2 separate regions of the Homo sapiens genome follow, and region 1 is linked to region 2. Evidence: chromatin contacts called from ENCODE Hi-C or POLR2A ChIA-PET data. All regions are on one chromosome and are shown on one strand. Each heading gives the region's core, a stretch centred on a gene start or an enhancer-like site at or near the end of the contact. The rest is flanking DNA. Distances are from core to core; before and after follow the strand shown.

Region 1 (6,727 bases), core at 1,371-3,870, 36 kb after region 2:
ACATGATGTATTAAGTCAAACATGAAGTTAAAAATGTTGCGTTCTGCTATCATAAAACATAGTCAGAAAATGTATAAGAACTCTACTGCCACCATTAATGTTGACTTACTATTATTTTAAGAATTTGGGCATAGTTGCAATTTTGCCTAATTTACCTTTTCAAAATACAAGGTAAAATGGACCAATGTTCATAATTTTTAATTGATCAAGATAGACTCTAAATCAAACCCTACTTCTCACTATTTACTTTGTATTTTGGTTTAACAGGATATGCTGTGCATGACTTTGTACTGTTTATCTCCTGATAAGGAGAACTTCCTGCTGTGTTAATTTGCATAATTACCTTTGTGCTGACCCTCCCCCTCACTGAAATGTGAGGTCTGTGAAGGCACCATCCTCTCAGTCAGGATCCCAGCAGGAAACAGATGGCCTCTCGCCATAGGAGAGTTCAAGGGCCCTCATGTTGGAACCCTGTGATAAAGGTGGCAAACCGCCTTAAGTCTGGTACCTGGGATTTAGCCATGAGGCAGGATTCTTCCTAGCAGACCTGGGCTTTCCCCACCTAAATATGTCAAGCAGCACTTAGTAGGTCTCTGTCTCATGTCTGGGGTGCCTGTGACCAAGGACCCATTGCCATAGACAATTATGGGTCAAAATACTGTTACCTGCGATCCCTCGCTCCTTGGGGCATTGAGACCTGCCTTGTCTCTGATGGTTAAGAGCCGCCCCTACTCTGGTGCTTAGAGTGGCGCTGCCTCCAGCCCACAGAGGACGGCCCACAGAGCTGGTGAAGGACTCACCAATGCATTTCCTCTCTTCCTCCGGGCCCCTTGGGGAAGAAGCATATTAGGGAAGGTCTGAGTCAGTTGCAAATAGTAGGCACCTTTCTACATTTCTATTTCCTTGAGTCTTTGAGCTCTGTTCTCTAGAGCGTGCCAGGATTTCAAGCTTTTCAATCTCATTAACTTTGTCCAATTAGCCAACCTGGAGGATTATTAACCACTTTCTCAGGGGTTGAGCCAACATATTAAACCCTGAAACCCAGCCTAATCCAGGCTCGCTCTCTTCCATGTGGGGCAGGCACTGTCAGACTCCACCCCACACTTGCTCCCAGGCTCTAGCTGCTACCTGCTAGAGTGGACCTGCAGCTCCATGTTGAGGCAATCTCCTCCCAGGGGGGTCTTGGGCCCTCCTCACCCTGCCTCTGATGGTCTCAACTGTTTTCTGGGACTGGAGGCAATGAGAGGTGTGATGTGGGTCCTGGGGAAGTGGCATCAGCTCAGGAGGCAACTTCCCCAGGTGCAGTCATTGCAAGGCTTTTTAATAGAGGAGTGTTGGGTTCCATGGGGGATGGGAGGTGAAAGGAGGAGAGAGGAGGGGAGAAAGAGAAGGGAGAGCAAAGGGGAGCTGCCTCTGTAGACAACAGGGGTTCAGGGGAATTGGCAGCTCCAAATTTCCAGCCTCTCTTTCTTCTCTGCCCAAATCTCTCCATGTGTCTTTCCCCATGGACACCTTGTATTAGTCTGTTCTTGTACTGCTGTAAAGAACTACCTGAGACTGGGTAATTTATAAAGAAAAGAGGTTTAATTGACTCAGGGATCTGCAGGCTGTATAGGAAGCATGGCTGGGAAGGCCTCAGGAAACTTACAATCATGGCGCAAGGCGACAGGGAAGCAGGCACCTCTTACAAGATCAGGGCAGGAGGAAGAGAGAGAAGGAGGAGGTGCCACACACTTTGAAACCAGATCTCGTGAGAATTCTATCACGAGAAGAGCAAGGTGGAAATCCACCCCCATGATCCAGTCACCTCCCACCAGGCCCCACCTCCAATACTTGGGATTACAATTGAACATGAGATTTGGGTGGGGACATATCACACCCTTTCCTGGTAAGAGATCAGGCAGGGTTGAGCATTTAATCGGAACCTCAGTGCTGCTCCTTATAATCAGGCCCATGCTTGGCCCTTGGCACAGATGTCCTGGGACCAGAGAGATGAGGGATCCCTTCAAAGCTGCCCTGGAAGCCGCTGGGTCTCTGCACCTGTTCTTAATTGTATGCTTGTGGTTTTACATTTCTCCTTTTCCCTGGGCAGGTGCCCTAGGGGGATGGTGACTGTGGCTCTGTGATCTCTAGTTGCCATAGTGACTGAGCACCACACGGACCTCCACGCTCTGCCTGCTGCCTGCACTTCCGCCCGTGCTATCCCTGAAGAGAGTTTCAGGAGCGGCGCCTGCTGTGGTGACTTGTGCCCCATTACTGACCAGCAAGGAAGTGACCTACACTTGCGGGTGACCCAGAGTCCAGTGCTAGGAGGTAACAGCAGCCCATTTGCCATTGTGAGCACCCCTGGGAGTCCCATCAGAATCAGAGGCTCCACACCCCTCCCTCAGTGCATGAACCATCCCTGTGTGGCCTGCTCCTAAGACCTTGACCACATTTCCACCACAGTCCTGTGGAAGCTGGCACACGGTAAGGGTTCCTGGAAGGCAAGTGATAGTCTCTGCAGCTCCCCAGTGAACCCGGGGCACTCCAGCCCTGCCCTCACACCCCACGTCACCTGGGGAAATGATACGGTTTTCGCCCACAGCTGAATCTTTGTAGCGAGAACTTCCTACTCAGAGCTCTTAGTGAGCCCCTGGACAAAACCCAAAATGCTCAGGAGCCATGATCAAGGGTGGGGGCCAGGAGGGAAGTGGAGAACTGGGGCTGCTTTGGGGAGGGGCCACTGCTCGGCAGAGCCTCAGATCACAAGGGGGAATTTCTGTGGATGAAGAGCCTGCAATTTGATTCTTCATCACATTGTAGGAAGAAAAAAAAAAAACACGTGTATACAAATGGCATAGACACACACACATAGATACATATACACACACACATCTGTAGTTATGAAGTCGCAGGATCATCTTCCTGTCATATAGGAGTCTTGCCTTTGAGGAAACCTGACCTGAACACCTGACTGCCAACCTCCCAGGGCCATTCTTTGTATTGGATCTGTAGTGGCATTCCTCCACAAAGCCACTTCCCCAAGAGAAATGATTCTCAGGTTGAGCTGCATCAGAATCACCTGGAGAACCTGTCCAATCACAGATGGCTGGGCCCCATCCCAAATTTCGGATCCACGCCTGAGCATGTGCATTTGCAGCAAGTTTCCAGTGGGGACAGGTGCTGCTAGTCCAGGGGCCACATTTTGAGAACCATCAGCTTTCACGGCTCAGTGTAACAGTCGTCCAGTTCAAAGACTGGTAACTTCCAGGTTACATCAGCGTCACAGTTAGCTAGCTCTGTGATCTCTGCGTGTTGTATAATTTCTTCATTGCAAATCTCACATGTTGCCTTGAGGATTGCATGAGGGAGTGCAGGGAACGAACTTCGTTTGACACCTCCACGTGGGAAGCCCCTACCTGGTAGTTATTGGTGCTGCATGGTTAAATCCACTCAGTTTCATTTTATCCACTTGCAATCCAGAACACAGCTGCTGCGTAAGATAAATTTATTTGAAAACAATTTTCTAGAACTTGGATTTGTAAGAGTATGTAAAACAGAGTGTGGAAGGCCAGGTTTCACTAACGCAGGCCTCCATAACAACTGCTTCAGTACTGACCGAGTAGTTAAGTTAAATATTAAAAGCTAAGAAAAGCCAGTGCCCCTATACAAAGGCTGAAATGTAACAAAAGCCCACCAAGGGTTTTGCCCAGGCCTTTCCTGGGCCTTAACGCATGACAAAATAATGAAAGAATTCTTAACAGGACCCATTTAGGATTAAACAAGTTTTACTGGGGTTAAAAAACTCCCCAGGCTTCCACAAACAAGTTTATTGGAAGTCTGAAGGAACTCCCCAGACCTCCAAGATTTAGCAGAAGTCAAGATAAGGGTAATCACCCCAGCACCTGGACTCATTTAGATAAGTAAATTTACTGAGGCTGCAGAGGAAGGTCTTCAGGACTCAGACATTAGTTACAGATTAAAATAAGTTAATCACTTAAGTCTTCAGATGAATGCACACTTACATGTAGACATAGAGCTTAGAAGGTATACAAGCTCTGGAAAACTTTGTAATTTTGAGTTGGTCTAGTGATAATTTCCAGGCCTTCTCCCTGTAACTGGTTTCAGAAATAAAAACTCTCCTCCTCCCCAGTTCATCTGCATCTCATTATTGGGCCACAAGAAATAGCTGCCCGACACTCAGCCTGGTCCGGGAACAAGAGTACACTGCATTCCCGGATTTTACTGCTTTTTGCAAATACAATAAAAAGGAGTGCCCACAAAATTAGAAACTTTGACAGATTAGAGGCTATATTAATATCATAAAGAGTGTTATAACTAGGTTATATTAGTTTTACCACCACAATAAAAACAACTATTGAAATAGAATGATACACAACTAAACTCTGGGGATTATTTTATTCACTTTTAATATGACCACAGTTTATGGAATGGGGACTATGATCAAACACTGCGTATGGAGTCAGGCTTGGGCAGGAGTGGGGGTGGCTATGTGGAAGGAGCATGGAGTAGTAAACTCATGTTGCATCCCTGCAACGTCATGGCAAGATATGTATGTGAGTAAATAATAATACAGCAGCCAGGTGTGGTGGCTCATGCCTGTAATCCCAGCACTTTGGGAGGCCAAGTTGGGTGGATCAGGAGGTCAGGAGATTGAGACCATCCTGGCTAACATGGTGAAACCCCGTCTCTACTAAAAATACAAAAAATTAGCCGGGTGTGGTGGTGGGTGCCTGTAGTCCCAGCTACTCGGGAGGCTGAGGCAGGAGAATGGTGTGAACCTGGGAGGCGGAGCTTGCAGTAAGCGGAGATCATGCCACTGCACTCCAGCCTGGGCAACAGAGTGAGACTCCATCTTTAATAATAATAATAATAATAATAATAATAATAATACAGCGCAGAATGAAGAGAGGTATGTGGAAGAGGGACTGGAAGGGGGTTGGTGGCTAAGGGACGGAGGAACCAACCTGAGCTCATGTAATTACAACCCTAGACTGCCTGTGCCACTTCGAAATCTGGCTCCTGTGTTGTGCGAACATGGTAAGAGTGTCGCTTTCAACCAACGCCCCAAAATGTAGACAACTCAGAAATTAACAGAATCATCCAAATACCCTAACCATCATAAAGATATATGTAAAGTGCTCTATCAGTTGCCATTGGCTATGGGTTCAGGGAACACTGGCCTCTCTGTGCCTCACCCGGTGGGTGTGACAAGAGCTGGCCCTCCGTGGGGCCCACGGGAAGCCCTTGGGCATTGGTACCAGTAGCCTAATATCCCAATCTAATTAAAAAATTAAAAACATGTTATATCAGCTTTCTTGAAGTATATTTTGTAGACAGTAAAACATCCATTTTAAGTGAACAGTTCAATGAGTTTGGACAAATGTAGGCAACCATGTGACCACCTAATATGGTTTGGCTGTGTCCCCACCCAAATCTCATCTTGAATTGTAGCTCCCATAATTCCCACATGTTGGGGAGGGACCTGGTGGGAGATAAGTGAATTGTGGGGGCAGTTTTCCCCATACTGTTCTCGTGGTAGTGAATGAGGCTTGCAAGATCTGATGATTTTTATAAGGGGCTTCTGCTTTCGCTTGGCTCTCATTCTCTGTCTTGCCTGCTGCCATGTATGATGTGCCTTTCGTCTTCTGCCATAATTATAAGGCCTCCCCAGCCATGTGGAACTGTGAGTCCATTAAACCTCTTTCCTTTATAAATTGTCCAGTCTCAGGTATGTCTTTATTAGCAGCGTGAGAACAGACTAATATACCACCCTACAATCAGCACACAGATTCCCGTCAGCCTGAAAATATCTTCGTGCCCATTTGCAATCCATTCCCCTACTCCCAGCATTAAGCGTCTGATGTGCTGCTTTCTGTCACCACAGATTGGATTTGTCTCTAAATAGTTGTATATAAATTGAATCATGCAGTACATCCTCTTTTGCTTCTGGTTTCTTTATGCTACTATAAGTGATGTTTTTATTTTACTTACTGATTGTTCACTGCTAACATAACATTTGTATTCCGCCTCTGTCCCCCTCTCTGCTGTCTTCTCTTCACCTCACGTATTGGCAGAGGAGGTGTTACGTGTTCACTGGCTTATTAGTCCATTGCTCACCACCTTCCACTGAAATATAAGCTCTTTGAGAGTGAGCTTGTATCTGATCCACTGCTGCTTTCCCAGCAGTGTTAATGGCACCCAAACATTCCCTCATAAATGTCTGTTGAGTGGATGACTGAGGCGCCGGACTCCACACTTGAGGGCTGAGGTGAGGAAGGACGAACTCTTCCCAGTGCTGAGCCTGAGGAGGGAGTGTGGGCTGAGGAGGGGGCGTGGGCTGAGGAGGGAGCGTGGGCTGTGGAAGGGCAGACAAGACGGTGAGCTCATGGGTCTCATTGGCGGTCAGGAGAGGGTCCTCTGTAACAGAGGCCTCCAACCCCTGTTGGGAACCAGGCTGCACAACAGGAGATGAGCAGTGGGTGGATGAGTAAGTGAAGCTTCGTCTGTATCTACAGCCACTCCCCATTGCTCTCATTACTGCCTGAGCTCCGCTTCCTGTCAGATGAGTGGTGGCATTAGTCTCATAGGACTGTGAACGCTACTGTGAACTGTGCATGTGAGGGATCTGGGTTGTGAGCTCCTTATGAGAATCTAATGCTTGATTATCTGTCACTGTCTCCCATCACCCCCAGATGGGACTGTCTAGTTGCAGGAAAACAAG
Region 2 (6,625 bases), core at 2,803-5,302:
CCCAAACATACTGATAGACAAAAGGTGCTTAACCTATTGTAAGATTAACAGCAGTACAATTAATAGTAATAGCTCCCATTTACTAAGTGCTTTACTTTGTGCTAGGCACTATGCTACTCTCATTATGAATATCTAATTTTGACCTCACAACAGCCCATTTTACAGATGAGTAGACTGACTTCAGAAAGAAGTATACGGAGCTAGGGCTCCAATCTCGGGTCTGTCTCTATCCACTAAATGGCAATGTGTGATACTACCAACACTATTTTAAAAAGTTTTCGATTCTACATGTAGATAGAACTTTTTCTATCTATATACTCTAATATGTTTGTTTATAAATATGCATATATATGAAATTGGTAAATTTACCAGAGTACAATTATTCTAATAAACAACCTCATAGTTCTATAGTTAAGATGGACCTGAACTCATTTTGTTGAAAGTCCCTGCTTTTTATCTGAACAGTGCCTACAAAAAAAAAATCTGTTTGCATTTTACTGAAGCCCCTCAGTTCTTAAGGCCTTTTCTCCACACTGTCCAGGAGAGCTCAGAAGAGACACACTTAGGGACTCAGTCGCCATGGCAACTGCCAAGCTGCAGGGCCTCCAGCTGGGAGGTGGGCCTGGAAGGTTGTGGAAAATACAGAAGGCAGCCCCAGGGTGGTTTCAACAGTTTCCCCGGCCTAGGCCATCCCACCAGGAAGCAGAAGGCACCCTGACCAGCGCCCCTGCAGAGATCAACCATGGCCAGCCTGGGACTGTTTTTCTTCTTTTTGAAGGGGTTAATGGGTAAAAGGAAATGGATCGCTCCATTTATACTTAAGAAGGACAAGAAGATCATTTCTTACGGAAGAAACGAAGTACAGAGGAACCGTGGCCACTGTTGCCCTCCACTCTCTCGAGGGCCTTCCCCTCGGCCCTCCCTCCTCCCTGCAGAGCCGCACTTGCGCGAACTTCCCACTTGGGGGTTATGGGAAGGGCCTCTGTGGATGATGGGAAAGCTCCGCAGGGGATAATGGGAATGCCTCGCGGGGGATGATGGGAGACCCCTGCCAGAGGAATATGGACAGCCCCTTTTGATTTTTAAGTAGTGAAAGAGGATTTCCTCTCATTTTCCAGTAAGGAAAAACCTCCTGATGATGTCCTCATCTTTCTGCCTCTCATCTCCCCACCACTCCCACGCCCCAGGAAAGGAGGAAGGTGGGCTGAACAAGCATTTTGAGGGCCTTCAGAATTGGAAAGCGCTGCTTCTGGCATCACCAGGCATTTCCAGGTCACTGTGGGGTTAGGAGTCAGGGATCCTGGGGCTCTGAGTGAGGCATCGACTTGGCTTGATGAAGTCCTCCTGGGGCTTCCTGGGTGCACAGAGAGGTGCCCAGAGCTCCGACTGCCTCTTGGCAGCTGTGGCTCTCAGCTGGATCTGGGCTGGGATGCAGCTTCTTTCTGGAAGGAGGAATTTAGAATCCAGTCCAGGTGCTGCTGCAGGAGATGCCGGGAGGCCCATCCTGTTGTTCACCCCTTCTTGCCTTTGGTGTCAATTATTTGGATAATTGCCAAACCCACAGTGTGGTGAAATTACTATAGATTGACTGAAAGATTTGGGAGGGAAGACCCTGGCTAATTCGTATGGGATAGAAATCAAATTGTAAACCTTAGGATTTAATAGCTATAGCTAGACGTCTAGCTGCTAATGATGTGATCCAGAACAGGGTTTGCTTAACCATGTGGTTTGCTTAAGCCACTCTCTGGTGTTTGCAATCCAAGGCATTTGAACTAGTGGTCCTCTGCTTGGTAGATGGTTTAGTCACTGCCAGAAAACTATAGTTATTTCTTTATATCACAGATCTGGGAGGCAGTATAGTGATGGGCAACAGTTGCTCTTGGGTCAGCTGGCTTGATTTGAATCCCACTAGCTGTATGATCTTGGGTAAGGATCTTAACTGCTGTCGACCAAAGTTAAGGCTGTTGAGGCGGAAATTGATAAAGGCTTATTGAAAGCCAAATTTGAAGATTGAATGGGGAAGACACACCAACAAAGTTGGGTGTGTTCCAAAGTCTGTTACAAGTTGCAGTGCTTTTATAAGAAAGTTGAGGAATGGGAAGGGGACTCCTCATATTGCAGTTGTCTTTTTTCATTGGAGGGACAATATAGAGGTTACAGTCATTGGCTACAGATGACAACATACAGGCTAAAATGTTTTCTGCATATGCACAAGACAATCAGTGAAACGTCATGATTCAGAAACAAATCAGTATCCTTTTCAGTGTCAGTAGTTTACGTATTAATTAGTACATCAACAGTCTGAGGAACTCATGATACGATTTGAGAGATTCACAGTAAGATTGTTTGCTCAAGTACAGGATGTAAAACACGAGTCATAAGACCTTCTCCAGGTAGTTAAAATATAGTTTATTCTTTTAAGTGTAGGGATGCATGACTTAACTCATGCCTGGCATGGCCTTAGGTCCTGTTTGTAAGTTGGTATCTTACTGCCACAGCGTCCATTCTGTCAGTCTTATGATCTCTATTTTAACATTAATGCTTGTTAGTTGTTGTGTCTAAACTGCACAAGGGTATTAGTGAGGCATGTTCGACCTCCCTTCCCATCATGGCTGAGAACGCAGTTTTTAAGGTTTCTGGGGCCCTCTTGGCCAAGAGGGGTCCATTCAGTTGGCTGTGGTGGGGCTTAGGAGGTTATTTTTAGTTTATAACCCCCTATAACTCCCTTTCCTTAGATGTTCAATGGAGGAATGATAGTGAGGATTTAATAAGATAACTCATAAAATTCTTAAAACAGTGCCCACACACAGTGTCAGAACTTAGTAAACACTGGTTACTGTCATTGTTAGGACAAATTTGAAAGCTAAATTTCTGACATTTTAAATGTAAAAAACGAGTATTTATTTGCATATACTTATGTTACCATTCTAGATTTCTAACATTTAAAATGCTTCTGGCATTTTATTATAAAAATAGGACATGCTTAATTGTAGTAACTGGGTAACTGCCAATATGTAGAGAAGAAAATAATAATCATCTGTTATCCCTAACTCCCCACTTTTCCCCATAAGAAAAGCTGTTAAATTTTGGTGTTTACAACATTTTTATCTTTGCATCTAAAAAACGACATAATTTTGGAATCTCGTGTGTTGTTGTAACTTGTGTATTTATTCAGTAAGTAATATATTTGGGCCTGATGATGGGTTATGGTTGTAACCTTTCATATTAGCATTGGGAAGAATCTCTAGGGGATGTGTGCTCTGGAAGATCAGCAGCTTATTCACCGCGTGGATTTGGCTTCTGGGATTCTCCCATCAAGACCAAATCCTATAGTTATTCAGTCACTCCTCCCCAGCTCCTGCAGCAACAACAAATAACACAGCTTTGCAGTCTGGGATGATGGCAGAGGAAATGGGAGATGTGAGGGGCCTTCGGCAGGCGGAGTGCGTCAGGTAAAGCAGATTTCCAAGCCTGCACGTGTACATGCGTGTGCGTCTGTGATTGTGTGGGTGTGTGACAGTGTAGGGGAGCCAGGAGCGAGAGGAGAGGACGGCGATCGTAGGGGACACCTGAGAGTCAGAGGCCCGAGGGGGCTGGGACTCATGTCGAGGTCGGGGAAGGATGTAAAACCCGGACGGACATCACTGTAGGCCGCACCTGCTGAGAGGCCAGAGCTGCCTCCTTGAGAGTGAAGTTGTTTACAGACAAGAGAAGAGATCTTGGCGGACACATCACAGCTAGCCGCGAATCCCGAAGGGTCAGCAGAGCCTAGAAAGGTAAGTGGGGGTGGGCAGCATCCCCGGAGGGGCCTGCGAGGCCTGGGGGCGGAAGGGAGCGGGCAGTGCCCGCACTGGGCAGGGGTGAAACCCTCTCGAGAGTTGGCCCGGACGCGTTTCCCGCGTCCTTCCTCTTGAGGGCCCAGTACCCAGGTGGCTCCTCGTTGTGGCGTCACAGAACAGCCGACAAAAGTGATGGATTTCAGGGGCCAGCGACGGCGAGGTCCAGGTCAGAGAGCCGGTGGGCAGCCAGGCACAGAACCCGCTCAGGCCCTGCCCAGTCCCCGCCCCCTCGCTTCCCGAGCAGTGATTGGCCGAAGCGGCCCCTCGTTGCTATGACGGCACCAGAGTGCTGCCACTGGCTCCACCTCGTCCCTTCCGCCCCGCCCCTCCGTATTCCCGGGCGGTGATTGGTCGAGGTGCCCTTCCCGTTGCTATGACAGTACGCAAAGGCTGCCAGTGGCTCCTCCCGCTTCGTCCGCGTCGCCTGTCCCCGCTCCCCATCTTCCGGGCTGGGAGGGAGGCGGGACCGGCCGCGTCTCCATGGCGACGCGGGACGCGGCGGTGGAGGCGGTTGCTACCCACCTGCTAGAGGCGCTGCGGCTGTGATCCAGGCTGGGGCGAGACCATGTCGGACCTGGGCTCGGAGGAGTTGGAGGAGGAGGGAGAGAATGATATTGGGGTGAGAGCTCCTGGTGAGAAAGGGCTTCCCAGGGTGCGCAGCGGCGGGGGAACCTCGAGGTTGGGTTTGGAGAGTGAGGAGGCGCAGAAACCAGAGGTCTGAGCCACAGCTCCCCAGGATCCCCGGCAGGGACGAAGGCCACGCCAGACACACCTGCGTGCGTCCTGGAAGTTGATGGTGAAAAGTGAAACGCTGTGACGTCTGGTTACCACATGCCGCCTCGTTCTTCCCCCACCCCCATCCTGCCTCCCATTAAAGGCAAAGATTTCCCAGCGGAAGGCTTTGGAAGTTTCCTCCTCCCTGTGTTAATTCCCATCGAGGCAGTTTTCTCGGATGAGCAGATCATCCCACGCTGCCATACTGCCCTTGAATAAGTCATTTCTGTAGCTGAGATTTGCTCCCCCGGCATTTAGATGCATGGAGGATAGTTGCTTCCTGGCAGCCTCCAAGAAATGCTGAGGAGGCCCTGGGCTCAGGAGAGGGTTCCTGAAGATATTACCTTATAGGCGTATCCTCACATGTGCTTTCTTCAGTCCCCATCTGAACTGACCCAGGTCTTTGGAGTTATTTCCTGAGTTAGGCAGCAGAGAGGAGAAAGAGGGCACATCCAGCCTGTGAGCTGGGTTCTGTGTGGGAATATTTCTATCACCCAGAGAGTAGTTCCTCCCTACTCCAGAGAGTGACCTCTCCATGGCTGACAGATAGGGAACCTCAGCCACTATGGTCTGCATGCACAGTACAGAGTTGAGGTACTTTCAGAATTAACTGAAAAATCTAGCGACTCTGCAGTGGTGCTGTCAGTGCCTGCCCAGACCTTTTTGCTAGCTCTGGGCACTCATCTCCCAGCTTCCGCCTGATTTGCTACTCAAGCTATCACCTCTGTGCGCTGGAACTACCTGCCCAGTATGGAGAGCCAGAAGTGCCTGAAATTCACATCCGGCCAGACAGCCAGTAGCTAGTGCAAGAAGCAGGACAAAGTCTGCAGTGCGATTGATGCCCCCAGAGTCCCTGTTGGATTAGGCCAAGTCTGGGACTTCACCTGCAAAGGCATCCTTCCTTAGCTGCCTGCCCTTTCATGTCTACTTCCCTGCCCTCTTTACTACTTTCTCCCAGGAGAGCACTTAAAAAAATCAGGCCAGGCGCGGTGGCTCACACCTGTAATCCCAGCACTTTGGGAGGCCGAGGTGGGCAGATTGCCTGAGCTCAGGAGTTTGAGACCAGCCTGGGCAACACGGTGAAACCCTGTCTCTACTAAAATACAAAAAATTAGCCGGGCATGGTGGCGGGCACCTGTAATCCCAGCTACTCGGGAGGCTGAGGCAGGAGAATGGCTTGAACCCGGGAGGCAGAGGTTGCAGTGAGCCGAGATCACGCCACTGCACTCCAGCCTGGGCAACAGAGCGACTCTGTCTCAAAAAAAAAAAAAAATCACTTGTTCAGGGTCTGTTTCTAGGTGAACCCAACCTGCAACACTTGACCAGCAAGATTTCTAGTTTGTCTCCTCAAATGGCCCCACTGATTTGTAACTTTTTAGTGCCTATAATTTTTAGGTTCAGATCACATTTGGGGTCATTTTAAAGGATTTCTGTCTTATTCAGCCACCCCAGCGGCTCAGTGTTGGGTGTATTGGGAAGCCTCTTGGATAGAAGGAGGGGACTTTTGTACATTTTGATGTAAACTAACCCTGAAACAAATCTGTGAGGTCGCAGATTTTTACCTTATATTCTAGGCAGGAATTAGTGGTCCAAACAGTGCTAGAAAAGGGCAAGAATTGCACAGACGTTTATTTCTGAAGTCCTCAATGTAGTGTGTCAGTACTTGTGTTATAATAAGTCTATATACATCCAATTCAATTTCTTAATTTTAATTTTTAATAAATTTTATTATGTATATTTAAGAAATACAGTGTGATGTTATGAGATACCCATGTTAAATCATTACTGGATGCTTTCAGCATTTTATTATTTACTATATTCACTCTATACCCATGTATTAGGTGCTAAGGAACATTTATTTTCTGAAGGATAGGAAAATTGCAAGCTTTGATCACATTTTTTATTTATTTACTTTTAAGATAGACACATAATTGAGCAGGCATGGTGGCTCATACCTGTAATTCCAGCACTTTGGGAGGCCAAGGATCGCTTGAGTCCAGGACTTTGAGACC

What was found. Hi-C counts contacts between places; a loop is a spot of excess contacts on that map. ChIA-PET counts read pairs that join two places held with the same protein, here RNA polymerase II (POLR2A). Pooled maps may share reads with other maps.
Region 1: a map of B cell shows a loop between it and region 2 (9-fold over the local background). The contact joins the enhancer-like site here to the promoter of RSPH1-DT in region 2. A Hi-C loop is called at or near these places in 17 of 168 maps with a recorded cell type or tissue (B cell, CD4-positive, alpha-beta T cell, CD4-positive, alpha-beta memory T cell and 12 more), 33 of 37 single-sample maps with no recorded cell type and 18 of 50 pooled maps. POLR2A ChIA-PET finds 5 or more read pairs at or near these places in 11 of 52 experiments (GM12878, PC-3, PC-9 and 7 more).

Annotation. Positions count from the first base shown.
Region 1 is chr21:42,456,389-42,463,115 of GRCh38, reverse strand. No RefSeq gene overlaps it. Among named protein-coding and RNA genes, the nearest start is that of RSPH1, 36 kb to the left of the region's middle. Within about 2 kb of position 2,620, at least 6 of the 41 ENCODE cell types and tissues checked have a DNase peak (open chromatin) inside an H3K27ac peak, as active enhancers do; they include B cell and OCI-LY7, where a contact is called at or near this core.
Region 2 is chr21:42,493,966-42,500,590 of GRCh38, reverse strand. RSPH1-DT (RSPH1 divergent transcript) reads right to left here and starts at 4,052. Exons shown (of 3, transcript NR_135518.1): 1 at 3,926-4,052; 2 at 3,658-3,768; 3 at 3,148-3,358. It overlaps RSPH1 (radial spoke head component 1), which reads left to right and starts at 4,367. Exons shown (of 9, transcript NM_080860.4): 1 at 4,367-4,458. The coding sequence starts at 4,405. It also overlaps a transcript of SLC37A1 not described here. RefSeq lists an enhancer at 785-1,285 and silencers at 4,021-4,260, 4,291-4,410.